3 separate regions of the Homo sapiens genome follow, and regions 1 and 3 are each linked to region 2. A link is a loop called in an ENCODE intact Hi-C map of the cell type or tissue named here. Cell type or tissue: mammary epithelial cell. All regions are shown on one strand.

Region 1 (5,000 bases), 100 kb before region 2:
TCTTCCTAGTGAACTGGTGCCTATACAATGCCATGAAGCTGTTAATGGCTAACACTTGCAAGTCTAATACTGATCTCATCAGGATGGAGACTCTCTCCCCAGCCCCAAGCCTGAATGAGCAATAACTTTCTGGGAAGAAATGCCAGCAAGTTATCTACATCACCTTCTCCACGGGCAGAGGCCAGCAACCAGACGTACTACTAGGGTGAAGGAGAGCCAATCTGTCTCTCTGGGCCCACAGGAGCAGAGATCGGCACTGGTTATTTTCTGAGTCCTTGGCACATGGAAGCCTGGCAAAGGGGAAGGCTTTGGTGGGATATGGATGGATGGTAGGTAGGTGGGTAGGTGGGAAGGTGGATGAGTGATGAATAGGTAAAGAGGTGAATGGGGTGGCCTCAAGGTTGGGCCCAGAGCACTCCCCTATAGGAAAGCCTGCTTTCTAGCACTCTCCTAGCCACCACCCTAATCCCTCAGGTCAAACGTAGGCCATACCTTAACTCCTCTTCTCTCACCCCATCTGCTATTCACCTTGGGCTGGACTCAACTGTCAGAATATCTCTCAAGTCCATCCTCCTGACCTCTTCCCACACTGAACCTCATTATCCTTCTCTGGCATCATGGCCCCAGCATCCTTCCTGACCACCTGTCTTTTGTGGCTCCCTCCAACCCACCTTCTTTTTTACACACCAGAGATCTTCCTAGAACACATGTGACCATGACATTCTGTACTTGAAAACCTTCATTGCATCCTCATTTTTTGTGGGACAAAGTCTAAGCTCCTTGGTCTGGCATTCAACGCCCTGGCTCTCCTGGCTTCAAACTACTAATCTGCAGGTGTTCACATGGCCCAAGCCACCACTATCCTATACCACAGCCGAAGAGAGGATTTAGGCCGGGTGCAGCGGCTCATGCCTGTAATCCCAGCACTTTGGAAGGCCGAGGTGGGCGGATCACGAGGTCAGGAAATCGAGACCATCCTGGCTAACATGGTGAAACCCCGTCTCTACTAAAAATACAAAAATTAGCTGAGTGTGGTGGTGGGCGCCTGTAGTCCCAGCTACTAGAGAGGCTGAGGCAGGAGAATGGTGTGAACCCGGGAGGCAGAGCTTGCAGTGAGCCGAGATCGCGCCACTGCACTCCAGCCTGGGCGACAGAGTGAGACTCCATCTCAAAATAAAAAAGAGAGGATTTATGAAATCCCCTCATGGCAGATGGATAGCAAAAAAGCCCACTTTCCTGGTGAATGAATTAGAAATGGTGTCCATTGAGGGCAGAGGCAGTCCATAGACAGACAGACACACACACATGCACACAGAGAGGGATTCCTGGGTGAGCAAGGGCTAAATGGTGGCCTTTGTGCACAATTGTTGCTGCCTCCCAGATGGAGCATGCACTATCCTATAGGGAGGGACAAGGAAGCCTTCCTTTGCCTGTGGCCCTCTCCCTGGACTCTGAGCTCCTGCAGGGAAGGCTTCTATTCATCTATCACAAGCCCTTCTCAGCAGTTACTCCTCTCTGTCTCTGTGCAAGTCCCCCACACCCCACACTCCGTGCCGTAGAGTGGGAACATATTATGCTGGGAGGGCTCCCAGCTAGGAGCTGGGGCCTTGGATTCTGGTCTCAGGCCCAGCCCTAATATGCTGGGGGAACTAGGCAAATCCTACCCCTACCCTGGGCCTCAGTCTCCCCTTCTGCACTCTCTGAGGACTGGATTCAGTGGACTAAAAGCTCTGATAAGGGACCTTGTGCCCTGGGAAGGGGCCAGAAACCACAACGTCTGATAATTTATTAGGCCTGGAGAAAAGCCATCCTAGAGGTGGGCCGTCTCTCTATCATTTTCTGCATCTCCTGATGCTGGGCCCAGAAGCACACCCTGCAGATAACCCCAGCTTCTCCTGAGAAGTCTCTTTTGCCTGGGCCAAATGTCTCCCAAAGGGTGGTGCCGTTCTAGGAGAAAGCGAGTCCCTGTCACTGGCGTGCATGAAACATACTAGATAGGCACTTGGCAGGATGTTGTAGAGGTCCTCACAGCTCTGACTGTAAATGCTCACAAATGCTTGCCCTGGCTACCTTGATTCCTCCCTTTCCCCATCCCACCTCAGGAAGGCTGGACATGTGGCGAGGAGGTAAAGTACAGAGACCTGGAAGCCCTAATAGGACAGAACCAGCAGGGGGCGCGGTGAGGATGGGAATGAGACTGGCAGAAGCCTCTTTCCCTGCCCTGAGTCTCCTGCTGAGTATCTCACCTCCACCACTGAAGGGAGGGCTGATGGCCCCTCCTGCCCCAGTGCGTGGAGTGTTCTCTTTATGGCTACCCTAGTCCAGCCCTGTGTCCCCAACCCCATGGAGCAGGCACAAGGCAGAGCTCCAGCCCTGATGAACACTGACTTGCTGTGTGACCACTGCTCCTCCCTGGGCCTCAGTTTCTCCATCTATACAATGTGGGGTTTTAGGAGGTCAAGGTCACCTCTGGGGCCCTTTTGGCTCAGACATTCTCTGGTTGTCAGCAGCAGGAGGGAGAACAGGCAGCATCATTCACACCTGATGCTCTGGGGACTCCATGGAGCAGGACCCCTATGGGGCTTGGAACTCCAGAAGCTTCTGGAAAGGCAGAACAGGAGTCTAGGCATGACACTGACCCCACCTACTACTGTGTTCAGGGCCACAGGGCCTCCTCCTGGCCAGCTTGGGGAAGCCTCATCCTGGAGTCTGAGCTGGAGAGAGGGCAGTGAAGAGGCCAGCCTGAATGGTACAGATAGTCGGGGCACAGGAGGAGTGGGAAAAGAGATAAGATAGGGCCAGATCATGCAGGATCTTCCATGTGACACTCAGGAGCTCGGCTGAGAGCTGTGTGGAGAGCACAGGAAGGGCTTGACGCAGGCGAGGGTCATGGTCAGTCACATGCTTTCTGAGTCACTCTGACTGGAGTATGGAGGGGGTAGATGGAGGCTGGGAGACAAGAGGCTACTGCACTGGTCAGGAAGAGAGAAAGGAGTACTGAGGTGAGACAGTGGTCATAATTAGAATGGAATGGGGGTGAGGGAGGAATGGATTTAGGGAATACTGAGAGGGAGAGAGGATAGAACTTGGCAACTGACTTGCTCTGGGCTTGGGGACCCTAATTACTTCATAGATCACCTATGTAAATTTTACAGATGGGGAAACTGAGACCTGGAGATGATCAAGAACTTGCCAGAGATCACAGAGCTAGATAGTGGTAAGACTGGTCCAGAACCCAGGCTTCCTGGCTGCCAGCCCCAGACACTTTCCCCATAATGACACAAATACTAGAGGTAGGACTATGCAGGTTTCACAGCCTTGAATGCCAAGCCTAGGAATTTGGACCATTTCTGTGAGCAATTAGGAGTCATTGCAGGTTCTTAATATTTGGCAGCATTTCTTGTTTCTTTGTCTTCCCCCAACCAGAAGCTTTCCAGTTGCTAAAATGCACAAACTGGCTGCTCCTAGGCCAACCCAACCCCCTCAATCTTTATATAGAAGAGGGAGGCATCCTTTCCTCTTTACAAAGAGAAAGCACAAAGCCCTTAGAGTAAAGAAACTCACCTAAAGCCACAGAGCAAGTTAGCAGCCCAGATTTTCCCAACTCCCAGAATGATTTTCCTAAACCCTGGTAATGAAATCAAGAAGGCTAAAATTACTGGCCTAGAGAGGGGAGGGTCTGGTTCAAGGTAATCACAAGTGGGTAGCAGAGCAGGACCTAGAACCCGAGTCAGACCCCGGGGCCAGTGCAACAGCCAGTTAGCTGTCCCCACTCCCCACCATTGCCTCCCTTCTGTGGCTGCAGTCCTGTGAGGAAGTCTGTATCCTGACTCTCTGCCTCCACAGTCATTTTGCCCTCATCTGTCTTGTCAGGGGCCAATGCTGGGACATCTCCAGGCTGCCTTCAATTATGAGTCAATAAATATGAGATGTGCTGTGCAATGAGTGGCTGCTTGGGCCACCAGCTCCACCCCCACCCCCACCAGCTTCTGCACCAGGCAAGATTGGATTTTGTGTCATTCATTTTTTATCTCTAGTCCCCGTCGGATGGGGAGATACATGACGTGGGCAGTGGATAATTTTATCCTTCCCCAGTGTAGCAGATGCAGCACTGAAATGCAGTGTGGGATGTCCTCAGGTTGCCTGCTGCCCTCACATGGGGAGGTCCCCCACCCCCAACCCACTAACCCTGCACTCCTGTTCTCCACTGGGGCAAAATGGCATGTGTAGAGGAGAATCCTAAGCAGGAAGATGAGAGACCTGGGTTCAAGCCTCAACCCTGCCTCTGACCCCATGTGCAACCTTGAGCAAGTGTCTGAAAATATTTGATGAGGGCTTCTTTATGTCAAGCCCTGTGCAGGAAGGCAGGGGGCCACAAAGAAGAATCAAACCTGATCCCTGCCCTCAAGGAGCTAGCAGTTGACTCAAAGTAAACAGACATCCCAAGGAGGGGTGGCATTCATTGGCACTGGGTGTGATGGATGAGGATTCGTCAGGTAGGACGTGAGGGAGGGGAGGGAGAGAATACATTCAGGTTTAGGCAAAGGGAACTCCTTGAATAAAGCATGGCAGAAGGGAGTGTGTGACCAATGTGTGCTCAGAGACCTGCAAGTATGGCTGGGGCATAGGGTAGATGGAATGGGGGGAGAAAAGAGTTTTAAGCAGGTGAATGTCATGATCAGATTTGTACTTTAGAAAAATTTTTCTGACTACTATGTGAAAAGCAGATTTGGCAGTCAACAGAGAGTGAAGACAGAGAGTCCAGTGAGGAAACTCATGTGATGGTTCAGGAGAGAAAAGACCATATCCTAGATAAAGCAATAACAGTGGAGCCAGAAATCATCATCATCATTATTATAATGAATACTATCATTAAGTGTTAGTAGGGACAGGCACAGTCCTAAGTATGAACATCATTGTTTCTAATTCTCACAATAACTCTTCAAAGTAGATTATTATCCCCATTTTGTAGATAAGGAAATTAAGATTTGAATGTATTA
Region 2 (5,000 bases):
GTTAGACAGGACTAGCTAATGCAGTCAATGAGGGAAACACGAGGGTGCGAAATATGACCTCAGAGGACAGGCCCCTGACTCAGCCTTACACAGGAAACACACCCTGGAGAGGGTGGTAGCTTAGCTGAGACCCACGGGATGAGTGGATGCTTGCTAGCTTTGTGGTTAAACCATAAAGGAAAATATCTATGAAATTTAATTAAAAATATCTATCTAACAAAAGTTACCACAAACAAAGGTAAAAGATAAGCTGAGACTGGGAGAAGATATTAGCAAGTAATATAACCAAAAAGTATTGGGATCCAGAATGTGTCAAGAGCTCCTACAAAACAATAGGAAGAAAGAGAAACCCAGTAGAAAAATAGACAACAGATAAATATGTTAGTATACAGAAGAGGAACTTGAAAGGCCAATAAATATAGAAAAAGATATTCAGCCTCATAAATAATCAGGAAAATGCAGTGCCATTTTACAATAATCAGACTGGCAAAAATTAGTTTTATAATGCCAATTGCAAGGATTTAAAGAAATAGGACTTCTCATACACTGCAGGTAGGACTGTAAATTGTTTTAACTACTTTGGAGAACAATGTGCTACCATCTCATAAAGCTGTGTATTCCCCACAGCTTGATAGGAGCATATCATTAAAGAAACTCTTATGAATAGGAGGTGTGTATAAGAATATTAATTACATAATTGTTTGTAATAAAATTTAGAAACAGACTAAATGAGAATGAATAAACTTGCAATATATTCAAACAATGGAATACTATACAGGAATTAAAATGGTTGAACTAGGGCTAGGCGTGGTGGCTCATGCCTGTAATCCTAGCACTTTGGGAGGCTGAGGTAGGAGGATCACTTGAGGTCAGGAGTTTGAGACTAGCCTGGACAACATGGTGAAACCTTGTCCCTACTAAAAATAAAAAAATTAACTGGGCATGGTGGCAGACACCTGTAATCCCACCTACTCAGGAGGCTGAGGCAGGAGAATCACTTGAACCCAGAAGGTGGAGGTTGCGGTGAGCCAAGATTGTGCCATTGCACTCCAGCCTGAGTGACAGAGCGAGACTTTGTCTCAAAAAAAAAAAAAAAATTGAACTAGAACTACAACTGTCAACATATGTAAATTTCAAAAGCAGCATATATCGACACAGGTAATTCTCAAAAACAGTGTTGAGTGAAAAGGCAGGTTGCAGAATGATACCTAAAATATTGTTGCATTTAACGTAAAGTTTTACTACCTGTATCTAGCATTATATATAGTTGATACACACACACACACACACACGTATAAGCATAAAAAAAGATATGGGAGCTGGGTGCAGTGGCTCACGCCTGTAATCCTAGCACTTTGGGAGGCTGAGGCAGGCGGATTACTTGAGCGCAGCAGTTCGAGACCAGCCTGGGCATCATGGCAAAACCCCATCTCAGCTAAAAATACAAAAAAATTAGCCAGTCTTGGTGGCGTGTGCCTGCAGTCCTAGATACTCAAGAGGCTGAGGTGGAAGGATCACCCGAGCTGGGGAAGTTGAGGCTGCAGTGAGCCAAGATTGTGTCACTGCACTCCAATCTGGGCAATGGAAGTGAGACCCTGTCTCAAAAACAAACAAACAAACACACAAAAACTATTGAGTATGGGAATGATAGTCTCCAATTCAGGATAGCTGTTATGGGATTAGTGAGGGGATACATGGACAGGGGTGGTAATGGTGGTGGTTCACCCTATATAATATTTTCTTTAAGGAAATTTATTTAAAGCAAAGACAGCAAAATATTCAGCTGTATTAAATACTTACCTCTGGATAGTGGTTATATGGGTCTTCAGAGTGTCATTCCGTATACTTTTCTGTACATTTGAAATGTTTCATAGTGGAAAAAAAGCAGGAAAACCCTTACAGCACTCAAGTGTCTGCTCCTGTGCTAGGGATGTCCCTTATTCCTTTAGGTCTTTGTTTCTTCTGACAGTGGCCCTGAAGCTTCAGCAAGGCTTCTAGGCAGGGAACTAATCTTGTGGATTTTTTTTTTTTTCTGAAATGCTTTCCTACAGGCCAAGGAAAATGACTTCAAGCATTTTCATTCTGTGATTTATATCAATGCCTCAGAAAACCTGCTGCCTCTAGGTAAGCTTTTTCTTTCTTGAAAGCTCTCTTCCTCCTCTTAGCCAGCACAGCCATTCACGTGTGTTAGGATTTGTCTGTCCAACCATCTATGATTGGCCACACATCTCTTTTTTGGAGTACAATAGGCTGGGTGCTGGAGAGCACAAAGACCTCGATTCCAGTCCTGCTCTGGCGCTACCTACTTAGAACATTTTTCTGTGATCTTCTACTTCTCTATCTGTCAATGGAGATAATTCCCTTCTTTTTTTCCTCCCCTTGCAGGATACCTTGCAGGCTCATATGAGATGGGTGTATAAAAATGTTTCTAAGCCTGTAAAGTACTCCTGTAGGAGCATAAAGCCTTCTTATTCAGCAAGTCCACAGCGACCCCTGCTGGATATTAGGACTGTGTGAATACTTGGCTTTTAGAAATGAGTGCATACAGTCCTGCTCTGGTGAGCTCATGGTTTGGTGAGAGAGATGGACTCAGATACAGATAGTTAGGTCAGGATGAGGGGAGAGCAGTGAAAGAGAGAATCAGGAAATACTATGCAAGCATATACGTGGGACTTCAAGCCAGGCCAGAGTGTCAGGAGGAACTGAGAAGAGGAGCACCTAAGCTGAGACCAGAAAAATGAATAGGAGTGATTCAGGAACTAGAAGGTAAGAAGGCATTTCCGGCTGCTGGAGCAGATGTGGAATGGCATTGTCTGATCAGGAAGACTGAAGAGGTTTTGTATGCTTGCAAGGGAAGCATGTGGGGGACAATTGAAACTAGACAGATTGGCAGCGACTGGATTATCAAGGACCGGGAGTGAATTGGACTTAATGCTGCAGGCAAAAGAGAGTCTTGGAAGGGTTTTAAATAGAGAAGCTCAGTGGCAGCTGTGAGGAGAGTGGATTATAAGAGAAGAAGAAGGTGGAGGCCAGGAAACCTGGGAGATTATTTCAGGTTTTCAGGGGAGGGGAGATGAGGCCTGAGCCAGGATTGTGACAAGAAGGGTGCAGAGGATTGAGAGAGAGAGAGACAGACAGAGATTTAGGAGGAGTAGAAACCACAGGACTTGGTAGTTGATAGACTGATAGGGATGTAGGGAGAGGGAGGAATCAAGGGGCATTTCATTGAGATAGGGCACATTAGAGAAAAGGCAAGTCAGAGGGAAATAGGATAAGTTCAGTTTTGTTGCATTGAGTTTGAAGATTGTTTTCAAAGAAGCATATGATGAGGTCCCTGCCCTTTAGGAGACAGGGTGGTCTGTCAGGAGCTTGGGCTGGAAATACAAAGGCCAATAGGTATATGAAAAGGTGTTCAACCTCACTAATAATTACAGTGGATCAAGATACTGTTTTCTGCCTGTCAAATATTGGCAGGAGTGAAAAGGGCTGATGACAGCCAGCATTGGTAGGGAGATGGATACTCTTGCATTGAACTGTGGAAGTATAGTCATTGGTGTAGCATCTTGGAGGTAATTTGGTAATGTTTCTTAAAATTTAAAGTAGTCATTGCCTTTAATCTAGTAGCTTTACTTCCAGGAAATTATTCTATAGTAACACACTCGTACAAGGCTGTTCATTGGAAACATCCAGAAATATTCACAAAGCAGCCTTTATTAGGTTCTACTGAACATTCTGACTTACAAGACTACCATATTTAACATCAGGTTCACTTAGAAGGCTCTAAGTAATTCCACACAGAATGCCAGTACAACAGCATCAGGAGTTTCTCTTCAATGGAGTTCCCAAAGCCATCCATGAGGCATTCTTTGTGCCCCTCCATCTGGCCCCCAGTGTCAGCTCAGGTACAAGACAGTGAGACTGTCATTGGGTGGATGCAAAAGCCACCCTGGCTTAGAAATCTCATTCCTCACAGGAGCCAATATACATTGTAACACGTATAGGCATAGCTCCTAGAGTTTCTGCAAAGGATATATCCAATTATAGGAATCACTACACACAGGGAAGCCCAAAATTATGGTGCCCCCTTCAGGTGTTTATCATTCATTTATAGTTTCTCCTAGCCCAGATGTAATTTGCCAACCTAGGGTGATTTTTACCGCAAGTGATACTGCCTGGAAATGCAGTTACTGTATCATTGGTTTCAGGTTACCAGAGGAACAAGGCTAGAAAAAGTTCAGTTCTCATTCAAAGAGAGAAACATTTATTCATATAGTTTCTTACCTTTTATTCATATAGCCTAAAGGCTACCAATGGGGAAATGGATTAGTAAACTAGGATATATCTATACTGTAGAACATCAGAAGACATTAGGCATATCTATATGTTTTGACATGGAATAATCTTTAAGTTACATTGTTAAGGGAAAAAGCAAGTCAGTACAGTGTGTACAGTATGACTCTATTTTTGTTAAAAGAGGTATGTATTTTGATATATACATGAGAAAAAGTTGAGTGCTATATATGGAACTTTTAATACTTGTCTCTGGATGTTGGGATTAAACAGAACTTTTTATTTTTCTGTGATGTTTGACTGTTTTTCTTAGTTGTGTTTTAATTTTTGTAATCAGGATTAATAAAGATAATTTTTAAAATGGGCTTTGCTGTTGAGCAGACTTAGATTCAATTCTTGGCTCTTTCACTTACCAGCAATTCCATTCTGGCAAATCACTTAGCTTGGCTGAGCCTTAGTCAGCCATAGAATGGAAGTAGTAATCCCTATTTTTCTGGGTTGTTAGAGATTTAGAGGCCATGTATGTAAAGTACCTTATACAGTGCCTGGCCTAACCCAGTAGGGACACAGTAAATGGTAATTATTAATATCTTTCTCTTAAGTCCTTTACAAGCTGCAGACTCTCTCTTTCTCTTCCCCATGTAGAGGCATTTCACACGTTTCCAGCCCTAAAGGAACTGGATCTCGCATTTAATGGCATCAAAACTATC
Region 3 (5,000 bases), 94 kb before region 2:
AATGGAGCCATGAGCAGTCACATGTAAGAAAAAGTTGTGCTAGAACAGAGATTCTGAGGAAACAGAAGCTTAAGACAGAGAGGAGAGAGGGAAAGAATCCACCTATGAGTAGTTGGAAGATGGGCAGATAGCAACAGAGACCCATTGACAAAGAGATGGAGGAGAAGCTAGCCCCAAGTGGCCTGTGTTCCTTCCAATGTGCAGGTTCCAGTTCCAGTCCCCATAGTTGGCTCCTTCCCCAACCCACTTGGTTGGGCTCAAGTGGTTTGCTGTTCTTTGCAACAGAATAAATCCAAATAAAGCCTATTCCCATTTTGCAGATGAGAAAACTAAGGCTGTGAGGGAAAATGACTTCTTCTTGGGATCCACCCCTGCCCCCCATCTCCCAGTCCCTTTTAGGTTCCTACTTGGGAGACTTGACATTCACGCAGAAAGTCCCCACAGTGGCTAAGGATCAAGTTTTAGGGCTTGATGAGAGAGCAGGGAAGGGGTTCACAGGACCCAGGCAGGAAGGATGAGGGCCAGACCTGAGCAGAGGGGGTGAGAATGAAAGTTGTCCCTGAGTGGGTCCTAGATCTAAACAGGACCCAATAATCTTGGAGCCTCATGACTTCCTAGTAAAGTCAATGCCATCATCTCCATCGTACAGCTGGGAAAACTGAGGTTCGAAGAGGCTAAGTCACCTTCCTAAGGCCACATAGCAAGTAAGAGACAAAGCTGAGGCTTCCCCTCTGGTCTCAGACTCCAAGTGCAGGCCCTTCCTGCTGCTGTAGCTGCCCATCTTTTCTGGAAAATCAACTTCACTCAGAGAAGAGCTCTCATCCTGCCTTGCTGTGGAATGGCTGTGGCCTTGGCCCAGTCCAGTTGCCTCCCTCCCTGGGTCTTAGCTGAGTGGGGAGGAGGGTCCACTAGATGTCTGAGGTCTGCCTGCCTGCTCTTCTAGTGGGTTCCAGTCTCTCCACAGCTGGGCACCATCCAGGCTACTCCCCATCCTACCTCCTCTCTCTAATAATTAATCTCCAGCCAACAGTCCCAGCTGCAGTGCTTTCATCATCCAATTACCGGAGTTGCTGGCACAATAAATCTTGGTCATACAAATGCAGGCAAATCTGCAGCTATTTTCATGGCCATTACTGTGCATAGGACATTGGGACTCAGGTCATTTGCCTTTCTGACATGGAGTCCTGCCCCCCACTCCCTATCTTCACCATCTTCTTTCATTTTTCAGTGGCAGCTGCCTCCCTCCCCCATCATCTCCCAAGCACCTGCTCCTCCCTTCCCCTCTCCCATCTTTATAAAGGCTGTAGGCCAAAGATCAGAAGACTGTGTGACCTCAGCCAAGTCAATTCTCTGACCTTCAATTTCTTCACCTATAAGACAGAAAAAGCATGATTGACCTTATAGGGTTTTGTGAAAACTAAATAACCCAAGTGCAGTATACATCTCACTGGTGGTAGGTATGACCTACTTCAGTGGTCTTTGCTATTTTTTAATAGGTATGTATATAATTTAATGTATATTAGGAAAGATAAATCAAACCAGTGATTTCATGAATATTATTCCTTAGGAGACCATGAATTAGGTATTTTCATAAAATATGCTAAAGAAAATTATTAAGAATCCATGGATTTAGCAAAAATCATGGAGGAGGCACATGCATGAGAGAAACTTGAGAAACGTTGACATAATGACTGCGTGCTGCTTGCCTTTATCACTATTTGCTCTGTTCTCCACTTTCCCTCAGTTTCTGCAGAGGGATGTGTGGTGCCCTACAGAAGAAGGGGACTCATTGTGTTCTGAGAGGCTAACTTGCTCTAGTTCAGGGCCCTTCATTCATGTGAGAACCACCTCCCTCCCCTTGGGGCCTGTCCCATGCAGGCCCTGTGCTGGGTGCTCGGAACACAGAGCTCAAACGACAGCCCTGCGTTCAGGAAACTCCCAGGAACTCTCCTCTGAATCTGGCAAGGGAGCTGTCACTACCTTTACCTGACAGGACGTATAGCAGGACTTTCCTTGAGTTCTGGATTTGTGGAATTGCAGTGAAGGCCCAAAGCTGAGGACAAGAGGCTCTAAGACCACACTCTGTAAAGAGAGACATGAAGGAGCGTACACGTGCACACACACACAAAGAGAGGACATAGGAGGGAAGGGGGGAGAAGTTGGGGTGGCCTTGTGAACACTGCGGTGTTTGTGCTGAGAGTCACTGCCATGATGGGGAATGGAGAATGTGCCCAAGCCCTGCATAGAAGCTGGGCGTGCCTGCCAGAAAGGGAGCCTCACCCTGGCATCTGGGCAGAAAGTTTGCTGTGCCGAGAACTCACAGGCCCACCCTGGGACTGCCACTGAGCAGCACAGAGGTAAAGGGGTATCCAGTGGCGGGAAGCCTGCTGAGAGGGTCTGGTCCATCCAGCAGAGCCTGAAGGGAACATGGTGAGTACTGCAGGAAGAATGCACAGGACTCTCTCCCAGTGTTTCCTGGCTGTAGGCAGGCATGGAAGATCATAGGAGTTTCCATGGCTCCATACAAAGAAGCACACAGATTAAAATAGGGGAAGGATCCACAGGGCTGTTCAGATGGCCTCAGACCAGGTAAGTCTGACCCCACCTAAACAAGAGGTTGGGCCCTGGGCCTCTGATGGGAGTCCAAGGAAAACTCGGCTGCCCATCTCTGAGTGAGGCTTGGCAACAGCAGGCACAGAGGAGAAACTGAACATCGTGCCAGGAAAGTCATGCCCACCAACTCCCAGCTAACAATAGGTCAGCAGAATTCACCAGCCTTGGAACCAGAAGCAGATCTCATGCTCACACGCACACACACATAGAACTTCCTCCTCTGTAAAGCCACCATCCCTCTTGGACATCAATTTCCCCTTGGGACAAAAGAGTTATAAAACTGCCTCAGGGCAGTTTTGAAAATCCAGGCAGAGACTGCTGTTCTGCCACCAACCATAGGCATTACTGCTTAAAATTCCAGGGTGCTTGTGGCCTGCAGGGAGTTGGGGGAGATTGCCACCTGGTGGTCAATGTTGGCAATGCCATGGAGCTTGCAGCAGAGTCGGGGACTGGGAGTCCTCAGGCTCAGAGCCAGGCCTGACTATCTGTATGACCTTGAGCAAGTCACTTCCACTCTTGGAGACTGTTTTCTCAACTAAAATGGGGAATAATGTTGCCAGCCTTGCAGAACCATAGTGAAGATTAAACCTACTGCACTACTGTGCCTGTCTTGAGCAGGGCCTCAATAAAGTTTTGATCCACCTGGGTCTTGTTCCCGCAGGATATGAGCAAGGGTCAGCTCCAGGAGACAGAGGGGGAGGTGAGCCACGCTCATAGAGATCCCCAGCTCCCCAGGTTTCTTTCACTGCCTGCCACCCAGGACCGTCTTTCTGTGTGTGTGGAACTGTTCTTAACCTAAACCTGGACAGCTCTTTGGATTCCAGATGTTCAGAACCGTGAAATGCTGACTCTAGAGTCTGGATCAGGAGAGCTCATTCCAGGCCTAGTTCTGTCACTAACTTGCTGTATAGCTTTAGTCAAGTCACCTGGTTAATATCTAAGCTTTGGTTTCCTCTTTTGTACAAAGCAGGTAATGATTCCTGCTCTGCCTTTCGGCTCTGCATTGTGCTATAACTCACTTCCTTACCCTCAACTCTTGAAGGAAAGTCTGTTACGTGCACATGCTTGCACCTGGTGCTTTGGGGAAAGAGGCAGCAAGGGCAGCATCAGAGCCTGGAGCAAAACAACTCAGTCACAGTCACAAGAATGCAATAGCAGCAGGAATTAAGAGTGAGAGGTGATCAGAATATAAGCTCCCAGGAACTCTCAGGCTCTTGGGAAAGACTCTATGCTTCGCCCAGAATATAGGATGATGACCTGCAAAATCTTTTTTTTTTTTTTTCTTGAGATGGAATCTCACTGTGTTGCCCAGGCTGGAGTGCAGTGGCGTGATCTCAGCTGCCTGCAGCCTCTGCCCTCCGAGTTCAAGCAATTCTCCTGCCTCAGCCTCCCAAGTAGCTGGGATTATAGGCACCCGCCACCACGCCTGGCTAATTTTTTGTATTTTTAGTAGAGAGGGGTTTCACCATCTTAGCCAGGCTGGTCTTGAACTCCTGACGTCATGATCCACCCGCCTCAGCTTCCCAAAGTGCTGGGATTACAGGCGTGAGCCACCGCACCCGGCCGATGACTTGCAACATCTTAAGAAACTGAGGGAAAGTGTGATTCCAGAAGGGTGGAGGAGCAGACAATCTGAGGACTTCCATATTACCCAGATCTCTGACTCACTAGAGGGACTGTTCTGGGATTTGTGGGACTGTTCGCTGGGAGCCTCACTCCCACATGGGAAGGACTGACTACGGTATTATTATCCATACCTATCCACCTGAAGTTGTTTCCAAGCCTTGGACAGAGCTGTGCAGGGCCCATGGTCTCCTCTGACTACTCCTTACAGATACCTCAGATTTTAGACTTTTGTCTTGCTAGCCCCAGGCAGTCTTACAGATAACATGTCCTAATCAAATTCAGACCCAATCTCATTTGGTAAAAGAGACCAAAATGATGAGTTCTCAACTCTGTACCCAATTCAGGTGACCCTCTCAGGCTTGGGGACAAACCTACTTGCCACTCGCCACTTACCCACAACTGCCCACCCTATCATTTTCACTTACATACACACTAATTCAACAAGCTCTGTGGGGCCCATACTCTCTGCCAGACCCTAGGCTGGGCACTGGGAACACAGAAAGGATCAGATGTGGTCCTTGTCCTTGAGGAGCTCACAGTCTAGAAAAGGAGCCATATATAGCAACAGAACATTCCACACAGAATGGGCAGTGCAACGTTAGAAGGGGCACAGTGGAAGGCCAGAAGTGGGGCCTACCTGATCTGGGGTTAGGGCAGGCTCCCCCGTGAATGGCACATTTAAGCTAGATCCTGAGAGGAAAAGGAGGAATTCTATCAAAGAAGGAGAAAGAGCATTTCAGACAAAGCAAGGTGTACACAGA

The links. Hi-C counts contacts between places; a loop is a spot of excess contacts. Peaks named below come from ENCODE experiments on the same cell type or tissue, not always from the same donor. Only the 100,000 strongest peaks of a DNase experiment are listed, where the experiment ranks them.
Region 1: a loop joins it to region 2, with 14 times the contacts of the local background. A loop is called at or near these places in 92 of 110 quality-filtered maps.
Region 3: it touches region 2 in a loop (6-fold over the local background); 92 of 110 quality-filtered maps call a loop at or near these places.

Annotation. Positions count from the first base shown.
Region 1 is chr11:75,029,333-75,034,332 of GRCh38, reverse strand. No RefSeq gene overlaps it. Among named protein-coding and RNA genes, the nearest start is that of NEU3, 43 kb to the right of the region's middle. In mammary epithelial cell, a CTCF peak has its summit at 2,159 (motif pointing right); no DNase peak of the experiment used is centred here.
Region 2 is chr11:74,927,424-74,932,423 of GRCh38, reverse strand. It overlaps XRRA1 (X-ray radiation resistance associated 1), which reads left to right. Exons shown (of 19, transcript NM_001378157.1): 6 at 2,052-2,124; 7 at 4,936-5,000. LOC107984352 (a long non-coding RNA gene) reads right to left here and starts at 1,303. Exons shown (of 3, transcript XR_001748295.2): 1 at 1-1,303. In mammary epithelial cell, a CTCF peak has its summit at 2,501 (motif pointing left); DNase peaks (open chromatin) are centred at 63 and 2,493; H3K27ac peaks cover 565 bases.
Region 3 is chr11:75,021,089-75,026,088 of GRCh38, reverse strand. No RefSeq gene overlaps it. Among named protein-coding and RNA genes, the nearest start is that of NEU3, 35 kb to the right of the region's middle. In mammary epithelial cell, a CTCF peak has its summit at 3,013 (motif pointing left); a DNase peak (open chromatin) is centred at 3,008.